Linked DNA regions of Homo sapiens: region 2 is linked to region 1. Evidence: read pairs that join two places in POLR2A ChIA-PET (ENCODE). Cell type or tissue: PC-9. All regions are shown on one strand. Links, peaks and the distances in the headings refer to the core of each region. The heading gives the core; the rest is flanking DNA.

What was found. Peaks named below come from ENCODE experiments on the same cell type or tissue, not always from the same donor. Only the 100,000 strongest peaks of a DNase experiment are listed, where the experiment ranks them.
Region 2: POLR2A ChIA-PET joins it to region 1 with 8 read pairs; 1 of 35 experiments calls an interaction of 5 or more read pairs at or near these places.

Annotation. Positions count from the first base shown.
Region 1 is chr3:157,117,008-157,128,643 of GRCh38, forward strand. It overlaps LINC00880 (long intergenic non-protein coding RNA 880), which reads right to left and starts at 5,995. Exons shown (of 4, transcript NR_034007.1): 1 at 5,869-5,995. RefSeq lists enhancers at 11,162-11,636, 11,411-11,620. In PC-9, for the core only: no CTCF peak of the experiment used is centred there; a DNase peak (open chromatin) is centred at 5,244; H3K27ac peaks cover 2,230 bases.
Region 2 is chr3:157,402,485-157,414,120 of GRCh38, forward strand. VEPH1 (ventricular zone expressed PH domain containing 1) reads right to left here. Exons shown (of 14, transcript NM_001167912.2): 6 at 11,397-11,606. Among named protein-coding and RNA genes, the nearest start is that of PTX3, 29 kb to the right of the region's middle. In PC-9, for the core only: no CTCF peak of the experiment used is centred there; a DNase peak (open chromatin) is centred at 6,447; H3K27ac peaks cover 1,613 bases.

The sequences.
Region 1 (11,636 bases), core at 3,409-7,408:
ATCATAGGATGGATAAAGAAAATAGGCTAAAGGCATTTAGGTTAAAGCTGGTGAAAAGTGAAATCGTTCATTGCTGGGGGTGGAGGGTGGGGCAGGTCTTAAAATTTTTAAAGGACAATTTAACTGTTATATCCTCAGCTTACTACATAAGTTACACAAAGACTTCCATACATTTATGTAATTGTAACAGTGTTTAACTTTTTTCTTGCAAGAGTTCCATCATAATCAATTGGTTTAGCAGAATAAAAATTGGTTTCTTTTTAGCTGAAGAACTAAAAATAGGAGGCAAATTAATATTCAGCAAATGAGATGAATCTCTATGAGGTATGGCTTTATTGTTCTGATGAACACCAACTCAATGTGGTGTTCGAAATGTCTCAGTAACACCCATATTCATGTTCAAAGATGATGTCACCAAGGAACATCCACAGGCATTCACTGAGTGCACAGCACGGTTCTGGATGGCTTTCCAGAACCATCAGCTAGCTATAGGACCTTAGGTACATACTAAAGGACCCAACGTTTTTTTAACACCAACCATGTTCCAGAAACCTTGAAAAACACTTTGCATGTTATTACATTTAACCCTTGTGACAACTTTATGATTTAAAATGAGGACCCTTAGCAGAGAGTAGTCATTAATTTACTCAAAATGACATGGCCAATAAATGGCAAAGCTGGGAGCTGTATCAGATATTAGTGACTCCAAAGCCCATATTTTTCCCACTATACCAGAGCTTCTCAATCCTAATTCATATTAGTATCACCCAAGGAGCTTTCATATTGTAATGATGCCTGGGTCTCACCTCAGACCAATTACATCAGAATATCTGAGGATCTATCCTGGATGTTTTTTTCTGGATGTCTTTTCATCACCCTAAGTGATTATACTATGCAACCAGAGTTAACAACCACTGAACTGGGTGTGCTGAGACTCAGTGCCTTCAACTGTAAAGTAGATGGAGATCTCTACTTTCTACTTCTGTAGTCACCAGAAGGCTAATTACCCTGGGGCCAATAGCTGCCTGAGAAGCCCCAATCTGCACCTAGAGTAAGCAGTTGTCACCCATACTGTCAGATATTCTCCCAACTTTCTACTTAAGTGTGGGCTATGAGTACAGCTGTTTAAACTTCCAGGAATGGGACTCTAAGATATACAATTATTTCATATATTCATATATATGTGAACCCCAAATATCTGAGACAGATCTCAGTTAATTTAGAAAGTTTATTTTGCCAAGGTTGAGGATGCATGCCCATGACACAGCCTCAGGAGGTCCTGATGACATGTGTCCAAGTTGGTCAGAACACAGCTTGGTTTTATACATTTTAGGAAGACATGAGACGTCAATCAATATATATAAGCTGTACATTGGTTCTGTCTGGAAAGGCGGCACAACTTGAAGCTGGGAGGGAGCTTCCAGGTCACAGATACTTGAGAGACAAACGGTTCATTCTTGTGAGTTTCTGATTAGCCTTTCCAAAGGAGGCAATCAGATATGCATTTATCTCAGTGAGCAGAGGGGTGACTTTGAATAGAATGGGAAGCAGGTTTGCCCTAAGCAGTTCCCAGCTTGATTATTCCCTTAGTGATTTGGGGGCCCGAAGATTTATTTTCCTTTCATATATATATATATATATATATATATATATTTTTTTTTTTTTAAATCAGAACAAGGCCCTAAAACTCTAGAAAGATTCCCATGCCATTATTTTCTCTGTCTTTCTTTCCAGATATCAATCATAGCTATTTTGGTGAAATCCCTATTGCTCCAAACTATTTTAGTGCTGCCTCTCTGCCATCATGACAACAAAGGTCTTTTGAAAAATGTTCATAACCTTTGACCCAGAATTCTTTTAAGGAGGTAAACCAAAAGCAAGGAAAAAAAAGAACAAAAAAAGCTTTGGGAAGAAAGATGTTCACTGCAGTATTATTTATTATAGTGGAAAACTGGAGAAAACTCTTATGTGTAACAGTAGAAAAACAATTTAATAAAATATGAGGTAGCTTACTAAATGGAAAAATGCTTATTGCAAATGGTTTTTACATAGAGAGTTAACATGGAAAAATATTAATATTAATTCATGTTAAAATGCTGAATGAATGCAGGTACAAAATTACATAGTGATCTATGAGTTACATTACATAGTGTCATATCAACTATGTACGTCTTTTTATACACAGAAAAAAGAAGAAAAAATTATATTATTCCAAGGTTAAAATACCTAAAATTTAGAATATTTAGAATTGGGTTAAAGTACCTGAAATTGTTTCCACTATCAACCCAATTCTATATGTTTGAAGAACAGCATGTGAAGGTGGTTATGGAGCAGGCCCTGTCCAGAGAAATTTTATATCCGGCCCTGGGACCTCTAGGCCTGTATACACAGATAGAGGACTTATAAACAGCAGAGTTGAAACATGAGTGAATCTGAAAGAGCCAGTCCCTCAAGATGAATCCTGAGTGGCTACATAAATTTAATATAGAGCCAAACGGCCATTTACTGACTAGAGATTACACACTACTCTGAGTTCCTGGAAAACCCACAGTCGGCTTAACACTGGGGCTTTGACAGCTGACTGTTACCGCTCATGTGGCCTGAAGCAACGGAATAGGCTGTGCTCCCCATCAACCAATCAGGACTCAGCTGCATTGATCAATCAGAACCAAGCCAGTTTGAATTGTTCATTTGCATAAATGGACCTGATTGGGAACCCAGGTAGGAATTTTCTCTGTAAACGCCAAACTGTCTCTTTGTTCTCTTCATTTTACACTTAGGGCTATGTTTCCTCGTCTGTAAACTGTTCATTGTAATAAAGTCTGTTTCCTCTAAATTCCTTTTCAGAGAACTTTTGTTCACACATAAAACCACAGGTCACGTGATTTTTTTGTTTGTTTTTGGAATGGTATGCACAGATAAATTTAAAATTACAGTCAAGGGAGGGGTAGCTAAGACAGCCCAGTGACGATGATCAATTCTACGTCAGGAAGAAATCAAGAAGAAAATGGGGTTCACAAATGAGTTAGTAACAACCGAGATTTCCACTTTGAAAGTATCTTCACACCGTTATTTCACGGGATCCTCAAAACCCCCTGAGGTGGTAGGAAGGTGATTGTTGGTGTCAGTCCCATTTTGCAGAAGAGAAAAATGAGTGTCAGGCAGAGTGGCTCGCTCGGTGCCCTGGCGGCGGCAGCGCGCCAAGGCCCAAGGCCCCTCTGGTCTCTGGGCTTAGACCTACGGCAGGAGGCGGGGGAAGCCTGCAGCGCAGCTCAGCAGCAGGTGGCAAGCCCTCTACCCGCTGGGAACGTTCAGGGTTATCAGCCCGTGGGAAGCAAGGTAGGACCCGCAGCTTGCAAGAATCTGCAAGGTGGGAACGGCGTTCGGGATGTGTTTGGCCCCCCAAGGCCAAGGCACGAAGGGGTCCCAGGCGGGTCGCCAGCGGCGCGGCTTACAATGGCCGGTTCGACCCAGAACGGTCGCCGCCGCAAGGCGGGTGAACTTTCCCGCCCTATGCGCCTGTTTCCGCGGGCCAGGCCGTCCGCCCGCGCCGCGTGGCCTGCCTAGCTGCACCTTAGCCCCCATGCGCCGGGTAGGCCCGGGCCCCGCCGCCGCGCTCTGAGCCCGCGTGGGTCTCACAACCATGGCCCTCTTATCTGCTCCTGTGCTTCGGTGTTTGGTTTTCCCTGTTTGACAGACTGAACCTTGTACTTTCGCAAATAACAAGTGTTTGCTCAGCAATCCAAGCAGCACCGGCAAGATTGCAGGTGCTGCGGCGGGCATGAGAGGTCATGCATTCGGGATGCCAGGAGGTCCTGGAGTCAGGAGCCCTGCAGCCCCTTCAGGGATGCCAGTGGCTTGGGCTGAACCCCAGACTCTGCCCTCGAACTTGAAGGGAACTTGAAGCTTCTTTAGGCCAAGTTTTATTGAAGGGTGTCCTGGGACACAATTCAGTGACTAGTAAATTTTGGCCATCGGAAAGCTCTCTTTACCCTAAAGAAAGACGAATACACTTAATGACAATTATGATAATAATAAATTTAGAAAGGCAATGGTAATTCTTTTTTTCCTAACTTGTCTCACTCTACTTCTTTTAAATTCAAAACAGGTCCCCTTTTTGCTGTTGTTAAAAAGGATTTTTTAACTTCTGAAATTAAAGCAGAGTATTTCACTTTTGTTAAAAAATAGAACTTAATCCACAGTTGAGATTTTTGTTTTTCTAGACTTGAAAATCTGCTTGTAATTTGCACAAATGCCTTTCACTTCAAAACCTTTTATCCAAATAGAAGCACAAAGTTGTACTTGCCTTTCCTTCCACAGAAGGCGTTTCCAGTATCTTGCATACACAACAACTTGCTCAGGTTAAACATAGTTTCATTAAAGAGCTATTAAATGGTGCTCTTAAAGTTTATCTTTGCATTTTAAAAGGGGTATAGATGTTGCCAAAACAGCAAGGATAGCATGTAGGGTACTTTGCAGTTCTCTAAACTTTTTCCTCCCTGGAGTCACTGAAGTCCCTTCCTGGCTTAAGTCACTTTGGTACTCAATACAGTGTTTGTTTACATCATTTAGCATTATGCCCCTTAGCTTTACCCAGTGTCATTTTAAGAAATGATCGGGTGAAAAACAGCTTTAAATTATCTGTAAAATTGCCATAGATATTCATTATGTTGCTTCACATAAAAAATTCCTTGCAACTAATTTCCACTTGGACTTTAGTACTAGAATGAAGTTTGCCTATGTTTTCTTTTTTCAGTTAATGAAAGCTGTGGAATGCATGGGACTATTCTTTTTGCCTAGGAATCTCAGAACTTAATTTTGAGGATCCTCCTTAGCCTACATTTTCTGACATAGTTCTTACCCTACATCTCCCTTTCCCCCAACCACCATCAGATATTTCTTTCTCTAAGTTATTCATCCCATCTTTGTTTTAAGGTACCTATATATTCTTTTATGATTCCCTTTAAAAAATCGCAGAAGTAGGAAGATATAAAAATTAGTTATTCTAGACTTCCTCAAAATGTTCTTTCAATCTGCTTTTAAATGGCATATACAATCATTCTCGGCTTTGGCATTTGGTTCAGGTGACACCTGCAAGTTACCTTACCAAAGGCCTACCCAGAATTGTGTACAATCCCAGCAAACAAGGCTCTGCCCCTCTCAAGAGTACTCTCAAACAGCAATGCATATCTCATCTAATGCATTACTATTTTGTGAGTCACTAACAAGCTTCAGTACTTTGTTTTATTAGTAACAACTGACTCACAGCACACCTTGTAGCTGTGGAAGCCCCATCTGATACCCAGACCCCTGATGCAATGCAGCTGCTCTGAGATATGCCGGGAAACCACAGCTCAGGAATCAGTTCTTATTTTCCTTCAAGTAGCAGCACAGATTTCCTTACTTTCAACTGTCATGAGCTGAACTCATTTTTCAACGAAGCCTAACATCTGTGCTTCCTTCCATCCAGCAGGAAAACTTTATTTCCCCAGAACTTATTTCTTCAGTCAAAGGTGTCTGCCAGTTCTCAAGAGAGCTGTACTTACAAAGATGCCCAAGAAGCAACTGGGAAAAACTCTTTGGGGTTCTGAGGACCCTTAGAGGAAAAGCTGATGGAAAAGAGGAAGGGAGTGAATGTCTCCTGAACCCCGGCTCTGTGCTAGGCACTCCTTGGCAAATTTCTTTTAGCCTTACCAGCAGGCCTCTGATTTAGACACATTTATATGCATTTTCCCCATGAGAAAACAGGCTCAGAAGGGCTAAAGAGCTTGATCAAATTGCATCACTGTTGTCTTAGTCCATTTTGTCCTGCTATAACTGAATTCCAAAAACTAGGTAATTTATAAACAACAGAAATGTATTTCTCACAGTTCAGAAGGCTGGAAAGTTCAAGGTCATGGTGCTGGTAGGTTTGGTGTCCGGTAAAGGTTGTCTCCATTCATAGATGATGCCCTGGACACTGCATCCTCTGTAGGAGAGAAACACTGTTCTTCACATAGCAGAAGCATGAGGGAAGAGCTCTAATGACATGAACACCTCCCGTTAGGCCCCACCTCCCAACACTGTTGCCTTGGGAATTAAGTTCCAACATGAGTTTTGGAGGGGACAAAAATGTTTAAACCATAGCAACTTATTAAGTGGTGAATCCTGGATAATAGCCCAGTTGGCTGGATGATGGGGCCCATTCAGTGTTCACTATAGAAACTGCCCAGAGAGAGTGAGGCTGTTAATATGCTCCCTCAGACTGGTTACACAGAGTACCCTATAGTTCAGGCCACGTGCAGGGACTCTGAGGCTGCAGGGCCTGGGTTCAAATTCCAGCTCTGTTACTTGTGCATGACCTTGGACAAGTTACTTAATTTCATGGGATGCCTGTTTCATCACCTTTAAGATGGGGATAGTTGTTTGGAGCAAATTATTTAATCCTGGCACAATATAAGTATTCAACAACTGTTAGCTATCGTTATCCATTCATATCCCACTGTTATTTTATTGCAGGGTAAAAAAAATGATGCTTTCTTGCCCAAATGGTGGTGTTTTTATGTTGCCTATCATTTGGAAATCATTCACTTGGAATGGTAGACCTGGTAGTGGGGTCATCTTTGGAATCACCTAGACAGTTTTTTAAAATACTGATGCTTGTGTCCTACTCCTAGAGATTCTGATTCAGTTGGTCTCCTAGGCATGTAGGAGAAGGAAATTTTTAAATGCTATGAAATGCTCTTAGTGGTTCCCAAAGTCTATCCCTGGACCAGCAGGCTTAGTATCACCTAGGAGCTTGTTTGCTGGAAACACAAATTCCCAGGCCCCACCCCAGACCTAGTGAATCAGTTACTTTGGGAATACAGCCCAACAAAATAAGCCCTCTGCATCATTTGATGTCCATGAAAGTCTGAAAACCATTGCTCTAAGGGAAGGCAGTGCCCTGCAAGACTGCTTCATCCTAAACACAAGGCCCAAAGACTGATGCCAACCTACAGGGCTTATCTGTTCATTTACATGAGGCAATGTAGCTCTAGTATACTAGTCTCCCCTAGGGCCATAATATGCTGTGACTTTATCAGTGCATCCTCTCCTAGGCCCAAGGAAAGCCGGGTCCTCATCAGAAGTTTCTTTATTAAATGTTAAAAGATATCAGCTGTCCTTTGCCTTGGTTATGCTCCTTTTTCTCTGTTCCCACTATTCTGCCTATTTTCCCATAATCAACATAATCTTTCTCTGGTATTAATATACTTAAGGAGGTTTTAATTGATTTTTCCAGGCTATAGAGACACTCTGCACCTTCTAGGTGACTTTGTGTAACTCTGTTCTGATCCCTAATGTGAGGCTGTGGCACTCTCAGAGGGAGGGGTATTTCTTTTCCCCTCTTTCTTATAGAGGAACTCTCCATAGTGTCACATGCTTCAGCACCTGAGTCTTGCTCCTTGCTTCTGCTTCCTTATCCATCATTATTTTCTTTTGAAAATAAAGAAATTTTGCATTAAACATTTGCCTTCCATGTTTATCCAAATTATGTGGAACTTTTGATCAGAAGATGCTTCCCTAAGCTTACACAATCTATCTTTCATCTGATTAAAGAGAAACACTATTGTAGCTCCTAGTGGAACAAATGCCATCTCTATGTCTATGCATTTTAACTTCTCACAGAAAAAACACTGATGTTTTCCTCATTGGGTTGCATGTAACTACCCTCTAGGAAATCTAAACTAAAATTTTACAAATTCTTTTTATAATGTACTTATAAATAACTCCGCATCAGCTTTCAGCACTGAACAAGCAACAGAATCATCAAAACAAGGGCAAAAGAACAACAGCAGAGCATGAATGTGGGAGATGAAGCAGAAGAGAGATGATGTAAGTGAGTTAGCAAGGAGGGAAGGTAGGTTCTGAAATCTAGGCTAAGGAGAAGCTATGCAGGCAAGTGTTACACTCAGTCTTGGTGATCAAGGCAAAAAGGGAAACACAACAAATTCCACTGCCCTATAGCAGGCTGTTAAGGGGGGCTTTTCCTATTGCTGCAGAGTTTCAGTTGATTCCTCAAAACCAAAAACAAGGGGTGTTATGTGCCCACTACACATTTTATGCAGGGTTGCTAGATCATCAACACTGACCTTGCTAAGCAGTGACCCTGAGCCCATCACCTACCTCAGGGGTGTGCAGCAGAGGGGAGGAGGTGAATGAGGAGGACTAGAGAGGGGGAATTTATTTCAAGAGAGTTGTCAGTATGCTGAGAACATGAATCATCCACTTCAAGTGAAGAGAGCCACTCAGAGAAGGTAGGATGTCTCCCAGGAGGAGAGACTGACAGCTTGCTTCCTGGCTGGATTTTTCAGAGCCCTAGAAATGGTTCAGCCTTAAGCCATCACAGGACTGAGACAGAATGTGAGGAGAGCAAGGGCTGAAAAACAACCTATTGTGTACTATGTTCATTGCCTGGGTGACAGATTCATTCCTACTTCAAACCTCAGGAGTGTATCATACAATATACCTTTGTAACAAGGCCGGGCGCGGTGCAATCCCAGCACTTTGGGAGGCTGAGGCAGGGGGATCATGAGCTCAGGAATTAGAGACCAGCCTGACCAACATGGTGAAACCCCGTCTCTACTAAAAATACAAAAATTAGCCGGGCGTGGTGGCACGTGACTATAATCCCAGCTACTCAGGAGGCTGAGGCAGGAGTAATCACTTGAACCCGGGAGGCGGAGGTTGCAGTGAGCGGAGATTGCGCCACTGTACTCCAGTCTGGGTGACAGAGTGAGACTCTGTCTCAAAAAAAGAAAAAAAAATCTGCACATGCACCCCTGATTCTAAAATAAAAGTTGGAAAAAAAAAAGAATGTGGGCAGAAGGTTTTTAGGAGGACTAAGAACTCTCTGTCTTAAACGACCTGTGTCCCAAGAGTTTAGGAAAACAAAGACTGGAGGCTGAGTTTTATGATGCCTGTGATGTAATCTGATATGCTTCGACATAGGCAGGGTGATACTGTGTGTGTTTGCTAAGCTGTACTCTTACCCACACTCCAGAGGCAGCTACCATGAGGATATATAAGATTATCTTTACCTTTGAGCAACACCAGAGGCTTTGCTAATCAGCATAATGAATACTTAAAATGGATTTCATGTTGTGAAATTAGCAGTATTCAAAATATTTGAAAGACTCTCCTCACACTTGCATGAATTGGGTATAGATTTAGGGGAGACTGCGGCATAAGCCCTTAAAGTCACCTAAAGCTTGATGCTTAAGTGATCCTATAACCAGCAACTGGTTCAAAGGAATCTGGCTGTCTGATGCTCACCCTCTAGTTTATTTGAATCTTGCCTCTACAATATCATCATATTCGCCCTCAATTAACCTTTCATGCAAAGGAAAGGATCTTTCATGATAACCCAATAGCAGAATTATGGAGGAATAACCAACCCTCATCTTCCCTCTACATAGTAGCGGCTACTATTATCTACCACAAAAAAATCCAATGGTCACAGCTGGCCAAAATGGCTTAGGACAGTTCATCACACTGAAGCTAACCTGAAAAAAATCTAAGTTGAGTGACAGCAGGAGCTGCCTGGGATTGAAGAGTGAAGGGGGGGCTGATTAAGTGAGCTGAGCACAGCAGAGAAAGGAGCTTAGCTTTGGGGTGTCATCTCAAAGGAGACCCCACCCAAGGAGATAGCTGCAGGAGTGAGATGGCACCAACAGAAAACTGGGTTCTTGCAGGGGTAGTATTGATGTAGGAACTGAGGGGAGAGTTGTTAGGGGAACCGCCAGTGATTAGTTTGCCTTGCCAGAGAACTTTGTGGTTGGATGTCTCTGAAAGGCTCGCTGAGTGAAGAGCCACACACTGAGTCAATGAAGTCTTAGCTACCCCTTACCTCTCCTCCCTCCCATTTACCCTCTCCCACCCTCGAAGGAGCCAGAGGCAGCAGAGTGAGTGGCAGAGCAGTGGAAGAATAAGGAGGGAAACTAGTTAGGAAACTGACCATCTTGCTCCCCAGCACCTGCTCTTCATTTCTGTAGGCCTTGGGGCCTCATCAGGCCCAAATTAGGGCAGAAAAAAAGCTTTATATTGGATGAGACATTGAAGCTTTGATGGGAGACTGGACTGAACTTCCCAGACCAAAAATTAGATGTTTAGTAAAACCTGAAAGCGACCAGGAAAGCTTTGGAATATGCCTGGCATTTCATCCAGGAAAGTTGAAGAATAATTCAACAGAGTGAGCTTAAAAAGATGGCAATGAAAGAGAATTAAGTTGGTTACTTTTTGTATCCAACCGGGTCCAACTTGATCGATCTTCTACAGGTTTCATTATTGAATGAAAGGGACTTAGTGTCTTTCCTGTAGTTTTTCAAATTATTTATTCTTATATCTCATTAAGTAAAAATCAGGGGGAGGGGGATGACTTAGTTTTCAAGCATGTTCTTTAAAACCACAAACTAGAGAGCAGTGGGGTGGGGAGGTGCAGGGACATGTATGGGTTCCCATTGGTGCTATAACAAATCACATAACAAAGCTTGGCAGGTCAGGATGGGTTTCACCGGGCTAACATCAAGGTGTAGGCCGGGCTGCATTCCTTCTGGAGGCTCTAGGGCAGAATCTGTTTCCTTACTTTCCAGCTTCCAAAGGCCACCTGCATTTCTCAGCTCATGGCCCCTTCCCCGCCAGCAGCAGGGTAGCATCTTCAAATTCCTCTCTGACCCTGGCTCCCCTGCCTCCTCCTTTCACGTAGAAGGACCCTTGTGATGACATTGGACTCCCCCAGTAATCCAGATAATCCAGAATAATCTTTTCATCTCAAGATACTTAATCACATTTGCAAAGTCCTTTTTGCTATATAGAGTAACACTGTATATTCACAAGTTTCAGAGATTGGGGAATGGACGTCTTTGGGGGACCAGTCCTCTGCCTATTACAGAAGAGGCCCAGGTGCATGAGCTGGGCCTGTGATTCACCTCTCAGAGAACACCCTCCCCCTTGCCTGTGGGTCAGCCAGGAATAATGGTGACGGAGAGGAAAGAGGCTCTGTGTAATCTTGGGGAAAGTACACAATCTGCCAGTACTTCAGTTTCTTCATCTGTGAAATTATAGCCTTAGCTGTCCCTAAAGTCCCTTCCAAATCTAAGCCCTTTGCTCCTTTTATCTTTTGGCAAAATAAGCATTTGAAGAAATCTGGCTATCTCAAGAACCCCAGCTGATCTTCTAATGCACACTGCCAGGCCTCCACCACCCCCGGGCCAAGAGGGAGTCTCTGACAGCTGAATTGTGGAAACCTCTGGGTGAGGCAAGCAGCCCTTTGCTTTCTCCAAGGAACAAAGAGGCACGAGGAAGGCACTGGTGGGAGGCTTGGGGTGAGAGGCCTCTCCACCAGGGCAATGAGTTATCCTGTCCCTTTCTACTGACTCACCACTGAAGGCCTTGGGCAATTGTGCCAGCCAGAATCACAGAAGTGGCTGCGAACTCAGAGATAACAGAGTGGTCCAGGGAAGCCCCAGTGGACTGAGTCATGGCCAGGCTCTCACAGCCCTCTTCTCGAGTCAGCATCGACTCCCTGTGATCTCCCTGGAGCCTCAGACTCTCAGAAGAGCAGGTCTCAGAACACTGGAGATGAAAGGAACCTGAGACACCATGTCATAAGCCCTGCC
Region 2 (11,636 bases), core at 4,001-8,000, 290 kb after region 1:
CAGGAGTAGGAGTTTAGTCTAATCCAGAGATTTAAAAAATCAACCACACATAGTAAATAGAGATTTCAATGAAGCAAGATGGTTAGAAAGGTTTATTTTCTACTTTTCTGAGTGAATTGTTAGATGTTTAGACCTTTATAGGATCTATACTGCACTGAAGGTTGGGAAACATTACCCAGACCACTTTCATTTACTCATCAACAGTTATGGAAACATTTATTTTCTATTTATCTCATATTTATTAATCTTAAAAAGCAATAAATAATTATTCATTTACTTTATTACTTAGCAAGAAATAAACTGATGTCAAGATACCCTCTCAGTGTAATTTCTTACATGTTATCTACATGAATACACGTAGATGACAGCAACCATCTGGTTAATATTATGATCTATACCTGTGAACATTTTAGTGTGATAGTGTATTGTTGCTAAGCCAACTGTTAGATGCATATTTTCTTAGAGGGCTTCAGCTCTGTTCATGTAAACCAGTACCAAGTTCCTAAGCCCTACTCACTACAAAATAAATTCAGGCTTTACTTTTTTGATAAATAATGAAGAAGGCTGAAATGTAAATATAATTTCAAGACAGTATAGTTAGTCATGGCTTTGCAACAAAATTCATCTACTTCCAATTACTCTCCTCATATATTTTGAGAGTACAATTGTTACACGATTTTACATCATAGTGATAATACCTCTGTGTCAAATCCTATAGGGAGTTCTGGGAATGCTTTCAGATCCTACTTGAGCTACAAAAAAAAATCAAATAACATTAAAAAATAAAAACAAGAACTTAAGCAATAGAAAAGACTTGTACATACCCACCTGTGATATTCCGTGTAAACCATTATTTAGGAACACCCTCTCCCTTTATACAGGAGTGGGGATGGAGTGAGGAATTCTAAGAATATTACACAAAAGTGTCAATGCATCACAATTTTTGCCTATTAAAGGATCTTTTTTTTCTTTTATTTTATTGTGATACTGGAATATAGTGGCACAATCATAGCTCACTGCCTTGAACTCCTGGGCTCGAGTGAGTAAAGTATCATTTCTAAGTGAATAAAAAAGCCCCTTTTTATAGCAGAGGGATTGGATTTTATTTAACTTTGCACTTGCATACAGTGCCTTGCATACAGCAGGTGTGTGATAAATATTCATAAACTGTATTGTAGGTAATGCATGATATTTCCTGACTTCATGTATATACTGACATTGTCAAAGATTATGACTGTTAAAGGTTACTGATTATTTACATAAAAACAAGTGGGTCTTGCAAAGAAAATTGGGTATAGCTGTGTGTGTGTCTGGAAACATATATGCATCAAGCAGGTAGTATATATGCGGGCATGTCTAGACTCCCTCAGGTTCTATAGCAGATAAATCCTGTAGGGCCTGGATCCTCAGGAGCAGTACTACTTACACTTTCATGTGCATACACACCACCTGGGCATCTTGTTCAATTATGGATTCTGATTTAAGTTTCTGAGTAACACTCAATGCTGCTGGTCCGGACACTTTGGGGACCACATGGGATGGAGACCGACAGATCCTGAAAAACCAGTATCCATAACTGTTGACTGGAACCCAATGTCTCTAGTTTTCCTGACCTCCTCAAACACAACCTGCCATGTCATCAGATGCCATCTACTAGTACAAGACACTGATGGTCAGCCAAGTTTCAGTCTCTATGGAACAGTTAGTTGGCAAGTACCTGTGAGCCACCTGCTATGAGCTAATTACTTGAGGGGGGGTTATGCCAGGGCCACGAGGAGGTATAAGGTATGGTTCCTTCCTTCAGAGTGCTTATGGTGGGTTGGGAGTGTGTGTATTCATGCACTAAATAAATGAAAAGCAAATGCAACCAGAAAACCATCAGATGCTAAACTCTGTGTTATAGATGTATGTTCTCAAATATTCACAGCAGGGCAGATTGCAATGGCTTGGGAAAGTCCTAGAAATGTCTTTGTCTTGGATTGGGGTTTCCAGAAACAGACAGACCCTGAGATGATTTAAGTGCAAATCATTTATTTGAAAACTTCAGGAAACCAATAGGGGAACAGAAGAGTGAGAAAGAGAAGGGAAACAGCTCAAAAAGTAGCCTGGGAAATTCTAGGGAGAGTTTATTTCATTTGAGGGGTAAAGGAGTTTTGGAAGTTTACAAAACACCAACTCCCATCACTGGTTGTAGGATGCCATGGGACAGCATTCATTCCTCACATGCATACGCCATGTGTCTTAGCAGAATGGCTTGTGAAGTTGGGGAAGCCATAGGCAAAGAAATGCAAATACTGGCTGTTGGAAATAGTTGGAAGTCAAGTGATTTCAGTCTGAGGGCTACAGGCAGGGCAAGGACCTGCTATCATCTTAAAAGAGCAGCAGGAGTTGAGCTGGAATTAGCAACTGCTTCGTCCTCTTCAACTCACCTGCTGCCAATGCCCAGTTGTCCTTTCTGGTGAATCTGAGATTTGTTCACTTGTTAGGCTCATGGCTAGAAAGGGCACTTACTAAGTGGTGGCTTCCTGTCTTTCTTGAGGCAGGCACCTACTTCCCTCACAGACACCAGTGTAGGAAAGTCAGATCGTCCTCCTCTGGAAGGAGGAAGATCAAGTCTGCGGGGACCAGGCTGCCGATTTCTGGAGTTTGATCCTGGTCTTGCAGACACTCCTTCTATGTGCAGCCATGTTATGGGACTTGCCAAACTGTCCCAGCTCACAGGGAACTGCAGGTCTTCTGTGGATTTGGTCAGTTGGCCCAAATTACAGTTAATAATTACAAGACATTGTTGAAAATTTTTGCAACATGTAACTTTTGTAACCATTATTTACTACTCTACATTTGCAAGTATTTTGGGAACTGTTTGTCCTTTCGCCAGCTCTTTAGTTTCTTGGGAACGCTAAGGTACATAGGATTACATTTACTTATCCGCACTATGAAGGGAAATAAAGTACTGTTCCTAGAATCAGCTGAGAGAAGGAAGAAAACAGGAACTATCTGCTAATCAATATGGAATTTTCATAATCTGACCCCAGCCCACTGTCCAGCCGCATCTCTCCCCCTCCCCTCCATTATTCATCCTATGCTCCAAGCACTTGAAATGCTTCATGGTTTCTAGAAGACTCACAGCCTTTTCCTGGCTGACTGCCACTGAATGCGGTGACTTCCCCATGGATACCTTCTTCCTATTCCCCTGACATAACCCTATCATCTTACAAGCCAAACTTATAATGCTCTCCTAAAACTCCCCCACATGGGGTTAGTTTCTTCCTTCCTGGTCCAGTTCAAAATTCAGTAACAGCAAGTACCAAATTAAATTCCAATTATCTGTCTTTACATCTTCCTCATCCCCAGTTGTGAGATCCTCTAGGGCAGGGACCATGTCTTTCTCTCCTCTGTGTCCCCATCACCAGTACTGGGTCTTACAGTTAGAAAGAATCAGCAGCTCCACCCTATATCACTGAGGGAGAGAGGATATGCAACATCAATACTCTTATTTGAAAGTATATTTTGTATGTACTCAAAGTTTGCCTTTGTTTTCCTTATACTTTGTAAGAGGTTTATTACTAATATTATTTACAGTTAACATGTACCCTTTTTAACAATACAAACAAAAATAAAAGCTATTTTCATTTTGGAAAAAAATCCTTCCCCAATTCATGACAGTTTTATAATATTAAGTAGCAGCCACTGGCACCAACCAAGGTTTAAGAAAATGTATCCCCAAAGTCATTGAACCTACCAATGTTTTAACTAAGTTTATCATCCCTGGGGAAATTGTGCTTTTAAGTCACAGGTCCTTCCTCTTGTAGAACGGACCCCAGATTTTTTTTAGTCTTGATTTGTAATTTAAAGGTGTAAATCATCCACCCAGCTCCCATTTCTCAGGATGTTATTCAACAGCCAGGATGAGGACAGTAATGTGGCTCTCAGCTGCCTTTGTCATTCTTTTCCTTTTCCTCCTGAAAGTGTTTTTGTAGGCCTGCCGGATGTCACAGAAATGCAACCTGGGCAAGATGTGTGTCACTTCTTTACTTGAAAAGTGTCCATGACTCTGAGCCCAGAGAGGATGTAATGAACACGCCCTGGTGCTTGGCCAGCATATTCCAGCTAGTTAGAAAAACAAGGCAGAGGGCACAGGATTTAACACACACGATGGCAGTGGCTGCACTCAGGGGCATGCTATTTGATTCTTCACAGATGCGGGCTATTGGTCTGTAGTGAAGGAAAAACAAGTGGCCATAGCATCCTTCCACGTGCTATGAGATCATTTGTAAAAAAAATTTTAAAGCATCTTGTCTCTGTTTCTACCACTAGGTCTACTGCCTTGTAGGTCTGGCACAGAGGAGGGGCATGGTAATGAAGTGCATGCTACATACTGGTATGTGCTTTCCAATAAGACCAGACCCTAAAGTAAAGTAAAGATGACTATTAAACTAAAATTTGTTTCAGTTCACTTATTTGAGGCTTAAATAGATGGAAAGATACATGAATTCAAGTTGGCCTCCCAAAAAAAAAAAAAAAATCAATGCCATTCCTAAAGTGTTCTCTTTTCCAAGTTGACCCATGTTAGGAAAGAGGGCTATAATAACGATAATACCTAACAAGTGAGCAGAGACCACTTGCGTGGCTAAGAGAGTCTAATTAGGGAAGGAAATAATGAAAAAGTAAAACCCTCTAAAGTGGAAACAAACATTCTATTTTGGTCCTCTGTGGACGAGAAACATCAACCTAGTTTGGGTTTAACTTAAACCACTTCATATTTAGTTTAAGAGTTTTTAAAAAATTGCTGCAAACTTATTTGAGCTGTTTATATAGCTGGGGAGGTGGGGACCACCTACCCTTTATGGAAAGCAATGTACTTCCAGTGGCCCAAGAAAACAAGGCCTATTTTAAATTATGAAGGTTTACAAAATGAGGTTTATTATTTTTGTTATCCTTATTTCTCCCACGAATGGTGGTCTGCGATACAAATGTAAAACAGATATACATTCCACCCCGAGGAATAAAAATTTACATACACCAGTTATTTCCTAAAAAAGAAAAATTGTGTAGCCAGCTATGCTTTCCACCTTTAATGTACATGTGGTTGTCTACGGTGCCTCATTCCAATTCTGTCTCCTGATTTTGACTGGTCCCACATATGCCTACCCATTCAGCTGCTTTCCTTGGAGAAGCAGAGGCAAGGTAAGCCATTTCCCTAGTTTTCACCTCCCTAATTTCAGTCTGTTAGGGTCAAGTTTTAGCCTGTATACAAATAAGTGCAATGAGAAAGACTTGGACAATGCTGAGTAAAGTAATAAAGTGCTGGCATTTATCAAATGTTTACTATTTGCTAAATACTGTTCCACATGGGTTAACTCATTAAATCCTCACAACAAACCTAAGAGGTGAATAATATTCCCATTTTACAGATGAGGAAACTGAGTCAAGAGAGGTGATGTAAGTTGCCCATAGCTGGTGAGTGGCTGAGTCAGGACTGAAATCAAGGCAGGCTGACTCTAAGCACACCCTCTTAGTCACCGTGTTACTTTTGCCCTCATCGTAAGCAAATCCATTCATGTAATGGATTCTTGCACAGAGAGTTCCTTGGTGGTGATCACTGCTCAGTCTACAGTGGTGAGTGCTCCTTCTTGGAGCTGTACTTCAACCAATTTGCAGCCTGCTGAGGCCTCGTATATGAAAATCTCTTTATAATCTACTCAGTATCATCTTTCATTTATGTCACCTCCTAGCAGCCATTATGGATGGCCTTGGCTCATCACATGTTTGTTGTATAATGACTCCATATTCCCCTGTCAACTTTATTCTCATCTTTCACCTGCTAGATATCAGAGATAGATTGTATAAGCTCAGAAGTATACAGCCCTCTCCACACTAATATTTCCTCCTCCTCTCTCTTAAGTTATAATTATGTCATCTAGAATAAGTAGACAGACTTGATGGAATCAAAGTTCAAGTGAGAAATCAACCCTCAAATTCTTAATTACCAGTATTCTCAAGTACTCATTCAGTCTTATGGCCACAGATGAATTCAGATGGATTTGATAATATTTATTTCCCCTGGAAGCTGAGAGGTATAGGGAGGAGAAAAAGACATTAACCTGCAAATTGCAACACGACATAATTGAGATACAACCATGACACATTTAAGGTACAACCAAATTACTATGGAAGTATAGACTGGGAGTGACTAACTTTGCCTAAGGGGACTGGGAAGAACTCACAGAAGAGGCAACATTTGAGCTGGGTCAGGTAAGATAAGTAGGAGAAGAGGGTAAAAGCTATCCAGGCAGAATAAGCTGTGAAGGTCTCAACGTATGTCAGAGTAAAGGGTGTGCAGGGAAGGGTGTAAAATCCTGAGTAGTCAGAATGTAGGGGAATGAAGTAGACTGGACAGGTAAGAGGTGAAGCTACAGAAGGAAGCTGGGGCCATGCCAAGGAGTTTGCATAATAACCCATAGGCAGTGGATGAGACCACAGAAGACTTTGTGTGAGGAAGTACACTCACACTTGTATTTTTCCCTCTCTCGTTGGCCTCTCCAGCTAGACAGGTTTCGTTTATTATATTGCTGCTGTTACTTTGTTGTTGTTAGTTGAAATCCATCAAGCATTTTTTTTTAATATGCCAGGAACTGTGTTAAGTGTTTTATATAAACTGCTGGATGGTTGTTTGGGGAATGAACCCTTAGGTGCTACTAAGAAGTCATTTCTGCTCTTGTCTGAAAGGTTTCCACTGCAACCTTCTCATTTGAGAAAGACAAAATGACCCATGTATTTTTGCTGTGTTTTGGACATATTTAATCAAATACTATTTCTTATTTATGAATTTACTTCAACTGAGCATACCAGAGAAATGGAGCAAATCCTGGCATTATAAAGAACTGGATAGATCTTTACTGAAAGGTGCACCTCAAGGGCAACAATTGATCGGTTCTCCCAGAAGCAAATTTCTCTACCCTGGAAGTGTTCTGTGAGTCATTCATGGCCTCCACAGTGACACAAGCACTATATGATTATTAAACATGGCTTTATTTAAGTTTGGGCAAAAAGATTTCTGAGTTAATCTGGGAGATAGAGAAAATAAGAATCTGTAGGATTTTGGTTTTTGTTTTATATATACAACTCTTCTCTGCCGAATGTAATATAGATGGAAAAATTGTGATGCTGCTATCAAGCTGTTGAAAACAGTCTGCTCACCCAGATGGGCACTCATTTGAAAGACAGGCACACCCTGTCATTTCCCAGTAGCCAGCCCTGCAGTTCTTACACCTGGCTTTATGCAAGCACAGAAGGTGAGGCATAAGCCAATCAATAACTTGTGTGATTCCAGGCCGTCTCTACCCCCATGGCCAAATTCTGGACTGAAGATTGCAAACCCACAGGAGACTCTGCTCTTCTTAAAGATCAAACCATGGAGTTTGCTGGAAACCAGAAAACAAAGGAGGTATGCTCTGATAAGTCATAGATTGTATATTATATGCTCTGATCAGTCAGTATGCTCTGATCAGTCAGAGATTGTACATTACAAAAGTTGGAGCAGGATCTCAAAGTTGGATTGGCTTTTCTGTATTTCCAAAATCTTTTAAATCCTGGAAATAAAATTATCTGACAGTTTGAACCCCTAAACCCAACAGACAGGACCACTTTGGTGTCAAAGAGAAAAATTTCAAATGGAGTCAATTTTTAGATGAGACCAGAATAGGATAAGGGAGACGATCCTAAGGCTAGAGGTCACAAGGGTCCTGTGGCTGTCTTACAAGCACCCCCAAAATCCCCATGCCTTATATGGTCCCATGTTTCATTGTCTCCCCATAGACCAAGCTTTCCACATAGAAAGTGGTGGGGCTTTTCCAGGGCAGTTTTTGCCTTTCTTTCTTTGTTGACATTTCCTTTCACTTTGGTACCCAAGACCCCATACTGGGCATCTGCCTTCATGCCCACCTCTCAATGTACCTCAGGAACTTCTTGTTTCTTTTTGGAAAGAGGCTGGGTAGAGATATACACACATGCACATCTTGCCTATTGTCTTTGGTCTTTAGAAATATTGCTCCACAAGGTTTTATTTAGAAAGTTGGACAAATTTACTCAAATTACTCTGTTACTAGCTGCTTAGATTACTACACTTATTCTTGGGACATCTGAAATTTAGCATTCTTTATGGCTAAAATAACTTTCTTACAGTAATATTTCAGGCATTACAAATAATCAAGAAAGAGCATTATTTCTGAGCAAAGGAGCCTGCCTGACATTTATAGGTAATTTTATTAGACTGATCCTAAATAAAATGGAAAAATGGAATCAAATAATATCAGAGCATACGGGAGGTAATCCAGTGTAAAGCCATTAATTTTTGAGGAGAGAAAACAGATCCACAAATGTGAAATGAATTGACCACCTGCAACAGCAACAGCTGTTTGTTCTTCATCATTCTTTCTACCTTTGTCCCCTGTTTAACTGGGCATGGGACCACCCAAATCCAGGTGACATGCTCCAGTCTGCCTTGCAGCTACACGTGGTCATATTCAGCTTTAGTCTATTTAGCTAATGGATTGTAAACAAAAGGTTGTGTTTGATGGCCTGGAAGATTCCTTCTCCCCTTCCCCCTTCCTGCTGGCTGAAAGACTGATGCAATGGGTGGAGACAGTGTCATCTTGGACCATGAGACAGAAGCTATTGCTTTCTGGTGCACTCAGGAATGGTAGAGCAATAAGGTAGAAGGAGCCTGGGTCTCTGAAACATGGCACTCTAGAGAGATTGCCTTCTAGACTTCGTTATGTGTAAGAGAATCAGATATCTGTCTTTGTTTAAGTTATTGTGGTTTTGGATTTTTGTGTTACTCTTAGCCAATGCTACTCTAAGCTGCTATATCAATAGTCTAGAAAATTATTAAATTAATTAGCAATGGCTTGATGGAGGAGGGCAGGATGATGGGTGATGGGCAAGGCCTGATTCTAAATCTAAGAGAGAAAGCACCTTAAATATTCTCTGTCTGGAGTTCCCAAATACTGATCCACAAATAGCTGCGTCAGAATTACCCTGGCACAGGTTCCCGTAAATCCAGACTTCTGGTACTCTTTTCAGGAGATTATGACTTAGTAGGCATTCTATGGGATCCAAGACTGACATTATTTAAAAGCTCCTCACGTAATCCTGATATCCAGATATACTTGGTAATTATCTGATCTACAATTGTTCTCTGCTATGGGTCCCAGGAAGGGGGGTGAATCAGAACCACCAGAAAGATTTGTTTGTTTTGGGGGAAAAAGCAAACAAATTTGAACTGTGAAATAATTTATTCCTCAGGCTATTTAGATCCACCTCTCCTTCTCCTGGTACCCACTGAGAGTCATACAAGTGTCACCAAATGAACTGTTCTCTTTCAGGTTAGCCTTTGATATGGTTTGGATCTGTGTTGCCACCCAAATCTCATGTTGATTTGTAATCCTCAATGTTGGAGGTGAGGCCTGGTGGGAGGTGACTCGATCACGAGGGTGGATTTCCCCCTTGCTGCTGCTCTCATGATAGTGAGTGAGTGCTCATGAGATGTGGGGTAGCACCTCACCCCTCTCTCTTCCTCCTGCTCTGGCCATGAGGTGCCTTCTTCCCCTTTGCCTTCCACCATGATTGTAGGTTTTCCTGAGGCCTCCCCAAAAGCTGAGCAGATGCCAGCATCATGCTTCCTGTTGCAGCCTTTGGAAGTGCAAGCCAATTAAACCTCTTTTCTTTATAAATTACCCAGTCCCAGGTATTTCCTTATAACAGTGCAAGAATAGATGGATACAGCCTTAGTTCAGACAAACTGACAGTTACTTAATTGCATATGGTTATACTGCATGTGGCTACTGTTTTTTGTTTTTCACAGATTACATCTTCCATGGGAGTTTAGTCAACACCAGTGTGCATTACTATACATTAATGAATCATTTGTGACAAAAAGAATTACCATTAAATTGCAGAAAGAGTTCACTTTTTAAAGATTTGATGGCCTCACACCTCAGAGGTTGAATTTTTTGGTTCTTGCAAAGATCTGCAAGGTCAGCAGATTCAGTTAAACAGCTGTCAGGCAAAGTTGGCCTAATAACACTCAGGCATACCAGTGGGTTCTCTTGGCAGAAAAGGTGACAAGCAAGGGAAAGCATTAACAGAAGGCAGAGTGTGGTGAGGCATTCCCAACAGCAGTGCATAGAAAGGGATTATACTAAGAGTACATCTACACCAGAGAAATCCCCTTTGAAGATCCATCCTCACATTGACAGGTGCAGGCTTGGGAACTCAGTTCTCCCGCCCTCCTCTGGGAAGCTAGAGGAGAAAGAGCCTCACCCAGGAGGAAGCCAGGCAGGACTCAAGGGGTTCACTATAATTCTCAGAAGAAATATAATCAAACAGCACCAAAGATGCATTTTAAGACAAAATTCGAAAATGGATTCTGAAGATACCAAAGATCTAATTCTAACTGGGTTACTCACTCAATCTGAGTTTGGGTAAGTCACATAATGTTTCTGTTTTTAATTTTGTCTTATGCAGAATCAAGGGATTGAACTCAATGAACTATGAAATTCCTTTTAAAAGTTGGACAATTTTATACTTATTGAATAGCTAATTATATTATATATAAATGGGTTCAAGGAAAAGCTCTCAGTCAATTATAGATTTGTTTTTATTTTAATATATAAAAATCCTAAATCCCAACATGAAATCATCAGAGAGACATGCATGTCTTTGAAACCTGAATTTCTGAAAACTTTCTTAATCCCCATAAACTCTGATGGCATCCTGTTGTCCCTACTGAAAGATGCCATTATGCAAATATTTAGCCTAGTACTTTTAAACATCCACAAACGTTTATTTCACTCTCCCAAATAACATTCAGAGGACTGAAAACATTCTGAACCCAGGCACTTATTGACATGATAGCTATGGGCTCTCATTAAAGGGTAGTCTATGAAATCTAATTCTGTGCTTACTGATGGTCTCCTGGGTTAAGAGAAATTGCAACCTGAAATGAGATACAGCTCTTTTATTGGTTGTTGTTACTGCAAAGTGGTCTTGAATCTTTCAGTGCTCTCTCCATTTTAACCCTCCTTCTTCAGGTGACACAGCAGCAATAAAAGACTCACTTCCTAAACCTTCCACATAACCCTGCTACTTGATTCAGAGGCCATTGTCCATGTAAAAGGACTGAAAGAGAAATTGGGACTCCCAGAAATCCCAGGACAAATTTGTATGTCATAGAACTCCCAGAAATCCCAGGACAAATTTGTATGTCAAAGAGAAATTGGAACTCCCAGAAATTCCAGGACAAATTTGCACGTCATAATAATCCAACCTATTAAATAGGTTGGATTAAGTGCCAGTGCAATTCAGGGGAATGGAGAGAAAAAAGCCAAACTTACTTCATCCACATGCCCAACAGCTCCATAAATCCTTGCCATCTGTCCAGTGAGGTAGGGGAATCTCTCACCAATCTCTTTCAGCATTGGAAGAAAACTGTTCAAAGCCACTGGCTCATAGACTGCTATCTCTATGAGGATGTTTAGGATGATGTCATTATGGGTTGAATCCTTCAAATGCCCAATTAGGAAAGGAATACACTTCTGAACTACCTATAAAGAGAGAGGAGAGGAGGAGGGAAG